Regions from separate parts of the Homo sapiens genome. Here region 2 is linked to region 1. A link is a loop called in an ENCODE intact Hi-C map of the cell type or tissue named here. Cell type or tissue: B cell. All regions are shown on one strand. Links, peaks and the distances in the headings refer to the core of each region. The heading gives the core; the rest is flanking DNA. Region 1 has its middle 13 kb from the start of LL22NC01-81G9.3. Region 2 has its middle 17 kb from the start of EIF3D.

Evidence for each region. Hi-C counts contacts between places; a loop is a spot of excess contacts. Peaks named below come from ENCODE experiments on the same cell type or tissue, not always from the same donor. Only the 100,000 strongest peaks of a DNase experiment are listed, where the experiment ranks them.
Region 2: a loop joins it to region 1, with 20 times the contacts of the local background. A loop is called at or near these places in 28 of 110 quality-filtered maps.

Annotation. Positions count from the first base shown.
Region 1 is chr22:36,976,703-36,979,608 of GRCh38, reverse strand. No RefSeq gene overlaps it. Among named protein-coding and RNA genes, the nearest start is that of LL22NC01-81G9.3, 13 kb to the right of the region's middle. In B cell, for the core only: CTCF peaks have their summits at 1,143, 1,347 (motif pointing right) and 2,112; DNase peaks (open chromatin) are centred at 1,418 and 2,068; H3K4me3 peaks cover 797 bases; H3K27ac peaks cover 639 bases.
Region 2 is chr22:36,544,883-36,547,788 of GRCh38, reverse strand. No RefSeq gene overlaps it. Among named protein-coding and RNA genes, the nearest start is that of EIF3D, 17 kb to the right of the region's middle. In B cell, for the core only: a CTCF peak has its summit at 1,371 (motif pointing left); a DNase peak (open chromatin) is centred at 1,378.

The DNA.
Region 1 (2,906 bases), core at 205-2,704:
GTTTGGTCTTCCCTTAGTGCTGAGGTTAGGAGAGAGTTTTTCTGTGCCAAGAGCCCTGCAGTTCAGTGGGTGGGACCTGACAACTCCTCTTATAGGAAGACACCCTCTTGCTAGTCTTTTTTTTTTTTTTTTTCTTTTTTGAGACAAAGTCTTGTTCTTTCACCAGGCTGGAGTGCAATGGCATGATCTCGGCTCACTGCAACCTCCACCTCTTGGGTTCAAGCGATTCTTCTGCCTCAGCCTCCCGAGTAGCTGGGAGTACAGGCACCCGCCACCACATCTGGCTAAATTTTGTATTTTTAATAGAGAGGGGACTTCACCATGTTGGCCAGGATGGTCTCGATCTCCTGACCCTATGATCTGCCTGCCTCGGGTTTACAGGCATGAGCCACTGCGCCCGGCCCCTCTTGCTATTCTTCAGCAGCCTTGGAGTGAGAAACCTGAGGCCCCTGTCCTTCCCTGGAACAGAGAAACCTGCTGTCTCACATGCATATATGCACACACACACACACACACACAAACACACTGTACATGAACTTACACACAGACATCTAAGGCCGGGCGTGGTGGCTCACACCTGTAATCCTAGCACTTTGGGAGGCCGAGGTGGGTGGATTGCCTGAGGTCAGGGATTGGAGACCAGCCTGGCCAACATAGTGAAACCCCATCTCTACTAAAAATACAAAAATTAGCTGGGCATGGTGGCGGGTGCCTGTAATCCCAGCTACTCGGGAGGCTGAGGCAAGAGAATCGCTTGAACCCAGGGGTGGAGGTTGCACTGAGCCCAAATTGAAATTGAACCACTGCACTCCAGCCTGGGTGAAAAAGCAAAACTCCGTGTAGAAAACAAAACAAAACGAAACAAAAACCAGACATCTAAGCACGTTTGTACAAGCAGGTGCACGCAAACATGATGCACACACACAAATATACATATTTGTACACATACACACCTAGGCACAGCATACGAAAGCATTGCTAACTTAAGTCCAAATACAAGGTTGCCAGTCGGCTTCATGGGCATGCAGCCTATAACCTGTGCAGTCCCAGACGGCTCATTCTCAGAGGGCGCTGCACTTGATTTAATGCCCTACTGTTACAATATTGAGATTCTTAATAATTTTTGAACAAGGGGCCCCCACATCTTCATTTTGCACTGGGCCCTGCATGTACAGATGCACACACAGGTGTTCTCTATCTCATTCTGTCTTGCCCTCTCCCCTATCTTGACTTCACATTGGAAGTTCCCACACATCTCCATCCTCAACTCTGAAATCCAAGGGCTTAAAATGAAAAGGGAAAACTGCAGCTGGGAGCGGCTGCCCCTGCGGAAGGGGGGTTGAAGTAATGTCTGTCGCTGACCTGTAGGTGGCAGCACAAGCCGAGCCAAGCCTCAGCAGCGGACCGGAAGGAAGGAGGCGGGGCTGGGAGGAGATGGGTGTCACCGCGTCACTGGTGCAATCCTTCTACAAACGGCACGGAGATTTCCCAAAGCACAAGATTCTGCGAGGGATTGTCTCACTAACCCATTCTTCTACCAATTCAGTTTTAACAGTTTTCTTTCTTTCTTTCTTTCTTTCTTTTTTAATTTTCTGATTACAAATGCAACATTTTTTATTATAGAGAATAGCGTCTAAACGAAAGTAAAAATCATCCATAATTAGATACTTTTTGGTTCTTTTTATTTACTTATTTTAGAGTCAGGGTCTCACTCGGTCACCCAGGCCGAGTGCAATGGCGAGATCTTAGCTCAATGCTGCCTCGAACTCCTGGGCTCAAGCGATCCTTCCGGGGACTACAGGTGTGCGCCACCAGACCTGGCTAACTTTTTTTTTTCTATTTCATCCCGTGGCTAACAATGCCTGACTTCCTGGGAACGCAGCCCAGTAGCCCAGCCCCTGTTCAAAATGGAGTCACTCTGGTTTGAATGCCTGTAACAGTTCCAGCTCCCCCTTGGACCTCTTTTCCAGCACCTCTGTCAGCCTGGCTTACTTAGTGCTCCTCTGGCCAGCTCTGCTCCGCTGCGGGGGCCGCTCTTGGAGGAGGTGTGCGTGTCCCATAGGGGCACCTACACTGCACAGCGCCCCCGTGAGGGAGATGCACTGGCTCAGCAGCTCCCCATACTGCCTCGGGTCCTGCCCTCCTCTAGGGCACACCCCACAGCCTTGGCCTGCTGGGGTGTTCTCACCCAGTTGTCTGCCCCCTTGGATGGGCTCTGCGTGGCCACTCACGCCTCACTCCCTTCCTTGGGGTCCACGTGCATTTTGGAAGCTCCTTCATCCTGTGGCGTCATGGGGTGGAAGTGTGGCAGCCCCACTAGCCTCCATCCCCCGTGGTCTCCCTCCAACCCTCTCCTCCCTATCAGAAGGCAGAGAGCACAGCAAGGTCCGGCAGGCACGATGGGTTGTTCTCACTGGGGAACAAAATGTGAGTCTCCCCTTAGTGAAGACCGCCAGGCTCTACCATTGCTCCTCTGGGAGATATCCTCACCTGGCTTGGGGCAGAGGAGCTCACCCCAGCTCCTTCTTCACGGTAAGGGGGAAGGAAAAGCCACAGTTTTTCTTACCTGGCCAAGCACTCACCTCTCTGACACTTCTTCCCTCTCTCTCTAGCCCAGGTCTCCCTGGCCCAGAGGAGGGCCAGAGTGTGTTAGTGAGGATGTGGGGTTGCAGAACCCTGAGAGGGCATCTGACCCCCACTGTTTATGGTTCTCTGCAGATGTGGGCTCTTTGATGACTCTTTATCTGAATTTGGAGTCTTGAAAGTCCCCCTTATCATATTGCTACACTAACCAGATGCCCACTGATGGGAGCTTCAGATATTTCCACCTTGGGACTATTACAAACCACACCCACGGAGCATCCTTGGACACATCTTTTCATGCTCATGTCAGAATCGTCACAGCT
Region 2 (2,906 bases), core at 246-2,745, 430 kb after region 1:
CCAAGGCCCAAGAAGTGCTTAGCACCACGAAATAGTCAAGGCTCAGTAAACATGAGTGATGGGCCTCTCTTTGCCCACCTTCTCCATGGAACTCTGAGCTCCTAGCAGAGCTCCCAGCATGGTGATTCCCTGACAAATACAAGATGCAATTCACAGTCCTCAGAATAGCTTTCAAGGCCCTCCCTGCTGGTACCACTGTCTTTCCTACTGCATCTGTTACCCATCCTCAAACACATGACTGACGCCCTTTGACAGCTCCTGCCCGTACATACCCCACTGCCCCTGATGCTTTCCTTCCCCCAGTCCTCATGCACCTTTCTTTGTCTGGTTATCTGCAAATTCATTTCATCCTTCAAATCCTGCAAAACATCTCCCCCTCTTGTAGCCTTCACACTGTGCCACTAGACTTGGTTACCCCGTGGCACTCAGTACAGACTTCTGGGCAACTCAAACCAAACCGCATTGCTAGCTCTTTGCCCTCCATCTCCTCCACTGCTCTGGAAGCTCCAGGGGGACAGAGGCTGTGTTTGCATACCTGCATTCTTAATGCTTAGCATGTAACAGGCACTCAGAAAACGTTTGTTGAATGAATGAATGAATCATCCTGACCACTCAGCTACTTGGTGCCTTCAGGAGCTGAATTACGGTGAGTCATTCATGTCCTGCAAATGCTACACGGTGAAGGCAGTGACCTCCTCTCTTTGCAGTCTCCAGCCCAGAAGCCACCTCTCTCAGCCTGCACACCCTCAGAGAGCCTTCCAGGAGCTGTTCGGCATTGCAGCCTACAGGGAATCCCCCTGCCTCTCCTCTCCCTGCCACAGAGGTCTGTGGAAGCCCTCAATCAGAAGCCGTGCTAGGAGTGGGGATGGAAAGACAAATAAGATACAATCCCGGCCCTCACTGATGAATAACAACCTGGAGGAGATAGATGCCTGGGTCTGCCTCATTCCATCCACCACCTATAATTCATCAAATGCCTACCATGTGCCTCTCTCCCCCGTGCCTTTACATAAGTTCTGTCACCCTCCGTGCCTCAGTTTCCTCCTCAAGTGGGACAGAAAGACCCACCCGATCTAACGCATCAGGACTGCTTGGCAGATAGAACCAGATAATCCACGTAAATTGCTCGATAAACTATGAAGCCCTGTACCGATGTTATTACGGCTATTATTAATATAGCTAAACATAACAGTATTGAATAACTGAAGCCCTCCCCGGAGCAATCACAGTCACTTGCACATAGTAGGTGTTTAATTGATCTTTGATGCGTTGAAATGCAGTCCGGGGGGCGGGGGGTGAGGGGTGGGTTGGGCCTGATTTTTCATGCGTTGTGGAGCAGCGCCATCATGTGCCCACACTGAAGAACACACAGACCTTCTGGCAGAGTGCTTTGACGGACCCAACGGGGAGGGGCTGCTGAGGTCCCTTTAGGACAAATACAAGGAAAAGTCCGTTTGACGCCACGGAGAAAGGAGAAGTTTCTTCGCCCCTAGAGGTGGTACAGGCTCAGAGCATAAACAGAGGCAAAAAGGGTTTGAAACAGCATTGTGGATTATTTCTATCAAGGAGTTTTTGGGAGATATGAAGCACCCAGGGAACAACCCAACCACGTGGTCAAAGCCTGGTCTTGTCTCGTCCGGTCTGACCCTGTGGAAGGTGCTGTTTAATCTTCATCTCAGAAGACTTGAGATCAGGTGTGGTGGCTCACGCCTGTAATCCTAGCACTTTGAGAGGCCGAGGCGGGTGGATCACTTGAGGTGAGGGGTTCAAGACCAGCCTAGCCAACATGGTGAAACCCCTTCTCTACTAAAAATACAAAAATTAGCAGGAAATCGCTTGAACCCGGGAGGCGGAGGTTGCAGTGAGCCAAGACCATGCCACTACACTCTAGCCTGGGCAACAGAGCCGGACTCCATCTTAAAAAAAAAGAACAAGAAGTGAACTTGGCTCTGCCACTCTGCCATACTCAAGCTGTGTGACCTTGAGTAGACGGTTGCCTTCTCTGAGCTCCAGTTGTCTCATCTGTGCAATGAGGTCATGATCCCTGCACCGGCCACCTCAAAGAGTCATTGCGAAGATCAAATGGCGTAAGAGAAGCATAAGTTCAGAAATGGTCAAGTGTTATACAAACACGATGGGTGGCAATCATTCTAATTTCCAATCACAGTAATAACGGGCATTGACTGAGCTCTACACTGTGCTAAACCCTTTCACACATAATCTCACTTAATTCCCACTAAACCTTACCAAATGTGTACTCTTAAGAGGCCCATTTTGTAGATGAGGACATTGGAGTTTAGAGGAATTTGAAATCTTGTCCAACCAAAGTCACACTCAACTAATAAGGAGAAAAGTCAGGATTTGAACTCAGGACAGTGGGACCTCCTCAAAGTAGGAGAGTCTCAATAGTTCCAGCCACAGACATGGGATTTAAGGGGAGCCCCAGATAGGCAGGTAGATGCCTTGAAGAAAACAAAAGAATTATTGACATTTCTTTTGCCCAGGAAATTCTGCTTCCTTCCCAACTCTACCCTAGTACTCGCTGTGACCTTGGAGCCTCCCAGGAGAGGGGAACCCTTGGGCTCTGCATCCAGGGCCCAGTTCACACCCAAAGTCAGAGAATCCCAAAGCATTCCCTTCCAGGGTCCAAGCCTGACCAAAGGCCATGCGTGCTCCTTTAAGGGACTGGCAAGGGCAAAGTGGGGGATGGATCCCCTTCAAGGTCACTGTTAAACAGATGGTAACAAAATCTCTTGGGAGAAGGTGGCTACTTGTCAACAGTCATAATGACCCTCAGGTATCTAGAGTCCTCTTGAGCTAATGAGATGTCTGAGATTGCCTCCTGTCCACTTTCCCAACGTTTGGCCCTCAGAACACTCCTTTGAGGTCAGAATCCTTAGCTCTAC